Linked DNA regions of Homo sapiens: region 2 is linked to region 1. Evidence: read pairs that join two places in POLR2A ChIA-PET (ENCODE). Cell type or tissue: PC-3. All regions are shown on one strand. Each heading gives the region's core, and the rest is flanking DNA. Links, peaks and the distances in the headings are about the cores only.

Region 1 (4,401 bases), core at 117-4,116:
AGACCAATCAGCTCTCTGTAAAACAGACCAATGGGCTCTCTGTAAAATGGAACAATCAGCAGGATGTGGGTGGGGCCAGATAAGAGAATAAAAGCAGGCTGTCCCAGCCAGCAGTGGCAACCTGCTTGGGTCCCCTTCAATACTGTGGAAGCTTTGTTCTTTCATTCTTTGCAATAAATGTTGCTACTGCTCACTCTTTGGGTCCACACTGCCTTTATGAACTGTAACACTCACTGCGAAGGTCTGCAGCTTCACTCCTGAGGCCAGTGAGACCACGAACCCACTGGGAGAAATGAACAACTATGGACGCACTGTCCTAAGAGCTGTAACACTCACCACGAAGGTCTGCAGCTTCACTCCTGAAGCCAGCGAGACCACAAACCCACCAGAAGGAAGAAACTTCGAACACGTCCAAACATCAGAAGGAACGAACTCCAGACACGCCGCCTTTTAGAACTGTGACACTCAAACGGCAACACTCACCGCGAGGGTCCACGGCTTCATTCTTGAAGTCAGTGAAACCAAGAACCCACCAATTCCGGAAACACTGGGATTACATGCCAGTGCCCAGCCGGTTGTCCTTTTAAGAACAGGAGATTAGGATGCACAGAGAGACACCAGGGATGTGGGTGCACAAAAGGGTGACTATGTGAAGAGGCAGAAAGAGGGCAGCCATCCACGAGCCAAGCAGAGAGACCACAGGAGAAACCAAGCCCGCTAATGCCTTGATCTTGGATGTTCAGCTTCGAGAACTGTGGAAAATAAATTTCTGTTGTTTAAGCCACCCAATCAGAGGTATTTTGTTATGGCAGTGCTAACAAACGAATATGCTAAATTCCTGGATAATCAGTTTGGCACCTAAAAGCTGAGGGGTTTGTCAGTAAAGGGATTGTACCCTAATAAGGTGTTCCTGCTTGAAGTAAGTAAAATTCTCCCTTATGGATATTTTTCCCTAATCAGAAGGTTGGAATTGGCTACTATTTCCAGAAGAGTGAAGTAACCCTCCTCAATATGCCACTTGCTTTTTTAGTTGGAAAGACTATTAGCTATGTATTACCGGCACATAAAGAGAATTGTTTGTGACAGTGATCTAGCAAATATCAAAATTTGCCTCAGCAAAGAGTTAAAAAGCAAAGCAAAACAAAAAATCCTTGATATTTAAAGAGCTTGTGTCCCTTACTCCAGAAAAAATTTTCTGCAATTCAAAAAGTTTTCTGCATCAGGCTTTGTGCTGGCTTCAACAGAGGATATATACTCAATTGGAATAGGGCTTTAAATTGGTTTCATGACAAAGGCTATGAATTTTACTAGGTGACTCAAATTATTCATGAGAGAGAGAAGATCTTGATTTATGCTCTAGTTTTGTGTAAATTTCATTTTTGTAAAGTAAATCACTTTTCCCATTGACTCACATTACAACTTGAGAGACTCTTTATCTTCTTTTCTGAGTAACCTCCTATTGACAAAGGCTTTTTGCACTTCTGTGCAAGCATTTAATGACCTAAAAGCAAACTCTTAAATGAAGCATAACTATTTTCAGAAACTGCAAGAAAACCATATATTCATCCAACAAACATAGCAAGCACTGAATGCCAACTAAGTGGCAGAGGCTGTGGATTCAAAGACACTGACCTCCTGTCTTCAAGATCTTTACTGTCTTTGGTAGATTGAAAAAGTCTTTTGAGAAGCAAATAATCAGCCCTCACATGCAAATGCTCTGTAATATACATATATTGGATGTTCTTAAAAATTGAATTATATAACTGTCAAAAATAAGCAAGACTAGATAACTACTTAAAGTGGTAAGTATAGATATTTATCAGCAATAGCTATTATAACAGGGAAAAGTACCCAGCCTGAACTGAACTCAATTTCAATTTGTACAGGGGTGACTGGGGATTTTAAAGGGAGAATGAGGGAGTAGGGAGGGAAGTGAAAAATTATAAAAAGCTGCATGAGGTTGGTCCATGTTCATTCCCTTTGGGCTCAGTAGTTGTAGCTTATCCAAGGTACAGTTCTTTCCCTGCTTCTCCACCCCAGAGACTTTGGAGACAGGACTTGTATCTACATGGTGGCTGGAAAAAACAGTAAATGCTTTGGGCAGTCTTGAGTTTTCTCAGGCAGGCACTTTAAGCAGGGCTAGGGTCATCCCTAGGGTCATTAACGGATATGGCCTTCAGCTGTTAGAAATGATACTAGAATGTGTTCAAGTCTTTATTGGCCAAGGTTGAAGCCTAGTTCAGAAGAGAGCTCAAAGGAGCCTGGCTGAAGTTTGGTCAAGGAGAGAATCTTTGTCAAACACCATAAAGAATTTCGTCATTGTTTGCTCAGATCCAGTCTCGTAGACACCACTAAAATTGATGTCATGTGTATCACCAGCATTTCCATGATCATTTTATTGCTTTGGATGTACAGGAATTCTTAATCTGGAATTAAGTACTTTAAAAGGTGTATTACCTAAAATTGATGTAATATCAAATGTGTATGTGTACATGTAGATTTTTCTGGGAAGAGAGTTCATTACTTTCATCAAATTTGCAAAAGAATCTCTGACACTAAAAATGATTCTTTTGGGCTGGGAGTAGTGCCTCACACCTGTAATCCTAGTACTTTGGGAGGCCAAGGCAGGAGGATAACTGGAGGCCAGGAGTTCAAGACCAGCCTGGGCAAGAGTGAGGACCTGTCTCTATAAAAAATTTAATAAAAAGTATTTTAAAAATATTATTTATTGTCTTGGTCCAGTATCCACAGATAATATTTCTAAGAATCCAGCTTCACTACAAACAATTTGAGAGAATTTATTTCTATACAAGAAGCATTTATTGAAAACCTAACATGGTCATTGCATTGCACTAGCCCTTGTAGGGTCAATGTGGAATCTTGAGATAGATCTGAAGAAACCATAACATTAAAAAAAAAATTAAATAGAGGTGGGGTTCCACTATGTTGCCCAGGCTAGTCTCACACTCCCAGGTTCAAGTGATCCTCCGACCTTGGCCTTCCAAAGTGCTAGGATTACCAGTGTGAGCCACTGCGCTTGGCTGGTAGCATTTTTTTTTTTTTTAAATGAGGGAATGGGTGTGGGGTGGGTAAGGCTAGTTGACAGGAATAGCATCAGGATGGACAGTTGCCATGAACAGCTAATAGTTCTATTAGGAACTATATAATATTTGTGCAGAAATCTTATTAAACATCGATGGCTAGTTACGTAAGGGAATTTTAAAAATATTGTGCCAGCCTGTAAGTAGTAAGCAATTATTGACTTGAAATGTTTTATTGCATGGAAAGCATTACTAACATAGAGTATTTTCCATTTTCTAGTCAAGTTTTTCCTCATTATTTCTCTTGGGCTAATATTGTTTGGACACAATGAACACATTAACAGTACCCACCCTTGAATGCTCTTTAGAAAAACACAAAGTATTTATTGATTCTTTATGGGTTTTTATACCTAATTAAAGCTGGTTAGAATCAACAACCTTAACAACAATGTGTTGTATTCTCCCTGCTGCTAAAAAACAGCAGGAAAACATTTTTTAAGCAACAGAGTCATGCTGCAAGTTAGAAGTAAATGAGCACTTTCCAACAATAAGATCTGCGAAATTACTGCATTTATATCCTTTCCTTAATCCCTATTATGAAGATCATACAATGAAGAATATCTCTGTATAATGAAGGCTGTTGCTAACTCAAACACGATACCACAAAGCAGGATGCCATCTGTTAGAATAATGTTGGAACCTCTAATTTTACAATTGTTGGGAGCCCATCATTACTTTTCTATTTATTTAAAATATATATTCAAAAACTTAATGCTTCAAGCTTCATAATAAGGCTTTGGTGATAAGTTCTATAAAAACATGTCACTATACTTTTCTCTGTGCTTGTCAGGCAATGTCTTTTACAAAGGAACAAAGGAAACCTCTAATATTGAATCCAAGACATTCATAACTCAAAGAAAACAGATTGACAAAAACAGTCTATCAATTTTATTTATTGTGAGTTCTGGTACATGGAGTGGATGTTTGGACTCCATTATAGGAGTGGTGGATGTTGTAGCATTCTGGTCTTGATTCTTCAAGCTGTGTGAGCACTCTCACCCTGGGTCATTCTCAGGCAACTTGTTTCCCTAAAGGCACAGCAGACAGGCAGGAGCTCAGTTATTTCAGAGAATCTGGGAAAATGAAGAACATCAGTTGAGATCCAGGGGGCTTATCATACTGCTGAGTATAGCTGCTGGCTAGCAGAAGCCATAGGAAGCTGATTTGTCAGCTATCTGAAGGAAGACTTTCATTGTTTTTGTTTTTTGAGAAGCCGTGTCACCATGTTGCCCAGGCTGGAGTGCAGTGGCGCAATCATGGCTCACTGTAGCCTTGACCTCCCCAGGCTCAGGTGATCCTC
Region 2 (4,401 bases), core at 1-4,000, 71 kb after region 1:
ATTTGTGTCTTGATATCTTTGATGATAGGAACCACTGATTAAGACAATCAGATCTGAATTCCCTTCCAATCAAGCTTTTTCTTTGTGCAATAATATGGAAGTAATCTTTCTAGGCCTGTCTATCACGGAGCTAGATGGGACTGGGCTTTTGAGAATGGAGAGTGAATGAGTTGGTTTGTGATTTTATGCCTGTGAATGTGAACACTGGACTCTGTATAAATAATGTTGTATGTTTATGCTGGTAATGGGAACAGTATAGGAGAGAGGGAGAAAGAAACTGTCTGTTGTGCAGATGAAAGTGTGTTTCACTTGGGATTTTTTTGATTATCCAAGACATCATAAACCTATTAAAAAAGAATTTGTTGGCTCTGGTAACTTAATATTCAGTTGTAGATTTAGCTTCAATCTCTGTTGGCTGCAGGGATCCAAATGATGTAATCAGGCCCTGGTTCTCTTTCAAAGTCTGTCAGCTAGCTATTCTTCTCTCTATTGGAGTTATTCTCAGATAAGTAGTCTGTTGTGTTAAAAATATTACCTCTACCAACTTTAACTTAATTATTTTAGATTCAAGTCTCATGAGAAAGAACACTTCCCTTAGTGTCAGAGTTGCAGCAAAATTGTGTCTTATTTGCTCTGATTTGGCCTTTTGGTCATCCTTGAACAATTATTATGGCCAGAGAAAGGAAATGCCCTGATTGGCTAGACTAGTGTCACATGGTCACTCTATCCTAGGTCTGAAGACGGGAGTTAAGTCAATATGAAGTTTGCTAGTTGATAATGGGTGAAGGGGTTATTTGTTAGAAGAGAATTGGGGTTCTGTGGTGACCTAGCCTCCATTTCTTCATCCTTTGGCCTTTTGAGACTTTTATAATTACAGTATTTTATGATGCAGAACAGTCTTTTTTTTTTTTTTTTTGTTGAGTGGCTATCTGGAATTGTTATATGCTTCTGAAATACTTGAATATACTCATGTCCTATATCGATGTTTGTAGTTCCTCATTCAAATCATCTGCAATAGTTTTATAGCTAGAGGCAGATTCAATGGTTTTGGACTCTGGATACACATTAGAAATACCTGGAGAACATTTATGAGGAGATTACTGGCTTTTCTGTAGATATTCTGATGTAAGTCATCTAAAGTGAGACCAGGGCATTGAAGATTCACTGTAAAATCAGGATGAGAACCATAGGTTAACAAATTCTGGAGCAAATCAACTATAGAATTTCTTGGGAGGTAGGTGGATTTTACTTCCTGAAGTGTTTGATAGTTTCCTTTAGCCATTATATGTTGACATCCTTTATTTCAATGCTGTTTGATTTTGAGTTAAGACTCATTGCTAGACATGCTGGGTTAGCAAAGGGGATGATGAGAATGAAGGTGGGAATGGCAGGAGAGTAGATACAGCTATAAGTGAGATGCTTTTCCTTAAAGACCTCTGAGAAGCCACAATAAAAATAGCCCACCTTGAAAATCTACTTGGTGAAACACTCATTTACTGATATCTAGGCAGAGGGCACATGGCGGATGTTTTCCTTCGATTCTTAGCTGCCTGCCATTAACTGTTTCTTTCTAGCTGGGGGACTTCAAAAGACAACATAGCACTTGTATGTATATCCAGCTGTCCCATGCTGTGGACTTCGGTTTTAACCAGGTTCCTTTCAAGCCCTATTTTCAGTTTCTACAAGTGGCTTAGAAGAGAGGTGTTTCTAATGGACCATTTCAAATAAATAGATAGACTCAGAAAAATAGTGACCCAGAGGGTGCCTGGATAGTGTCTACTTCCTAGCTACATAAGACATTTCAGCATAAGCATCATGGGCACTAAATGTTTGCAAAGGTTCGAACACTGTTTCCAAATAATAATGAATGAAAATCTTGTACTTTCTTTTTTACCTTTAATTCTATATTATTTTTTCCTTTGCCTTAAATTCATAGCCAATTACAGTAACAGAGGTGAATATTTTCGTGAGATCTCAGATGCCAATATCCAGAAGTACGCGGCTGGCTCCAGTATTTTTGAAAACGTAAGAACTGTTCTCTTAACATTTATTTATTTATTTATTTATTTATTTATTTATTTATTTATTTATTTTGAGATGGAGTTTCGCTCTTGTTGCCCACGCTGGAGCGCAATGGCGCGGTCTCGGCTCACCGCAACCTCCGCCTCCCGGATTCAAGCGATTCTCTTGCCTCAGCCTCCCGAGTAGCTGGGATTACAGCCATGTGCCACCACACCCGGCTAATTTTGTATTTTTAGTAGAGATGGGGTTTCTCCATGTTGGCCAGGCTGGTCTTGAGCTCCCAGCCTGAGATGATCCGCCTGCCTCGGCCTCCCAAAGTGCTGGGATTACAGGCGTGAGCCACTGCGCCCGGCCAACATTTATTTATGTGTTAATTTTTGCCGGAGAGCCAAGAGTTTGCCTTTGCCTTGCCAGTCTTCATGTCTGTAGATTGAGGTGGAGATAGGGACCTATTGGAGTTGTTGGTCTTCAGTCTACTGTCCTCCAACCAACCTCTCTCTTTTCAGCCTGTTTCTCCTTCTTGTCCATAGGCTCACAACGTTTTATCCTGGAGCCTGTTTAGTTCTATTGGCTCCCTGGCTGCCATTAGCCTTATATTCCCTTTGGTAGATTCTGGACTGTGGATTATTACACTGTTTTATCCATCAGCATATTTACATCTGCTTTCCAATTCCAGAAATGTGAAGAATTGCCTTTTTCTCCCATTGTCTGTGTTCTTATGCTTATAGTCCTTTTTTGGTGGGCTTTTTGATGGAAAGGGAGGGGAATACCTGGTTTCCCAACCTGTACCTGTAAGTTCTTTGTTTTTGTTTTTGTTTTTTCCTTTTTTTTTTTAACCATATCATGTGTGATATGGTTCTTCATTCACTTAATGAAACACACCATAATAGTGCTTTTGGAAGTAAATGTACTCAAATCTGTTAGTTTTACACATAAGGATATGGATGAGCGACAGCATTATTCATGTGGAGGAAGGAAAAATGAAGCTTAATGTTGCTTCTACTGCCAAAGTCTACTATGAGACTTTGGAAAACAATTTAAAAACCAAATAGGTGAGAGCTTTTATAATGTAATTTGTAACATTTTATAAGGATGACAAATGTCCTAGAATTAAAAGAATGAACCTTTTGGGCAGACTATAGGACATTCATCTAAGAATAAATTACTTTGGAACTTCTGTTCCTTCTTTAATATTTGTAAGCAGTTTTTACCCAAGGCATAATGCCAAGCAGTTTCAAAAGTATAAATTATTACCCGTAGCTCACACCATTTTATCCTTTTTTTCTATTTAATTAAATGTGCCTCTCATCTCTCTATCAAGAGGAATAAAACTCAATTGTGATGTATTTAGTCCTTTCTAGTTTATCTTTCTGGTACTTTTAAAAGGTAGCTCCATGCCATATGCTATGCACCAGAATGGCTGTAAATAATCATAAAATTAAATGCCAGAATTTACCACTACATGTGGTTTCTCATTAAGGTTTGATGTGGCTTCTCTAAACTGAAAATGGTTGAAGGGTTGATTCCTTGTATTATCAAGCTGTTTTCTGAGCTTTCTTGCTGGCCCACCTACCTGGATATATAATTAACTTCAGCTCTGGAAGGCTTCTGATAGATTTGGGCTACATCTTTGGGAAAATAAGAGGTTATTCTCTGAAACACATATGTGCTTCAGAATAGCAACTCCAAAGTATCTTCAGTGGCTGTTCCCTAATATGATGGCAACCATATGTTCTGGATATTCCCTACCAATACTATGTCATGTACCCTGATCTGGGGTTTGGAAAATACAGCCAATACCATATGTAACACTAAGTAGGGAGAATAGATCAGGCTGCTATTGCTAATGAGCTAAATGTTATTTTAAGACAAAGCCCAAACTAACCCAGACTATATCAGTCATTATTTTAGATTCATTACTTTAATTTTCTTCTTTAAATAATACTGTATTCTAGAGAATTAAAAATTTTCATAATGAGAAACCATGGCTCTATGATAACAAATCCATTTAGGGAAGAGATTATAGACAGTAAAATCAATAGAGATTAGATTATTCATATTTTTAGCTCAGTTGTTTTGATATTCTTCTTTAGATATTGTGCTATAGAGAATTAGGAATTTCCAAATATAAATGACAATGGTCCTATGCTCACAAGTCAATTTAGAGAAAAGATTATATAAATTAAACTTAAGTTTTTCTGTGTGTGTGTGTGTGTGTGAGTGTGTGTGTTTCTGTCATGATGGCAACAAGTAAACATTAACTCCACTAAACAGTGTTTTAATATTTCCTTATCTTCCAATGGACTGTGTTTCATTCTATCATCAGTAATGATCAGGGTAATTATTTCAATAAACATTAGTTTTGAATGCCATTTATTG

The links. ChIA-PET counts read pairs that join two places held together with the same protein. Peaks named below come from ENCODE experiments on the same cell type or tissue, not always from the same donor. Only the 100,000 strongest peaks of a DNase experiment are listed, where the experiment ranks them.
Region 2: POLR2A ChIA-PET joins it to region 1 with 6 read pairs; 1 of 35 experiments calls an interaction of 5 or more read pairs at or near these places.

Annotation. Positions count from the first base shown.
Region 1 is chr10:61,041,315-61,045,715 of GRCh38, forward strand. No RefSeq gene overlaps it. Among named protein-coding and RNA genes, the nearest start is that of LINC00845, 27 kb to the left of the region's middle. In PC-3, for the core only: no CTCF peak of the experiment used is centred there; no DNase peak of the experiment used is centred there; H3K27ac peaks cover 348 bases; H3K27me3 peaks cover 193 bases.
Region 2 is chr10:61,112,602-61,117,002 of GRCh38, forward strand. No RefSeq gene overlaps it. Among named protein-coding and RNA genes, the nearest start is that of LINC00845, 99 kb to the left of the region's middle. In PC-3, for the core only: no CTCF peak of the experiment used is centred there; no DNase peak of the experiment used is centred there; H3K27ac peaks cover 474 bases.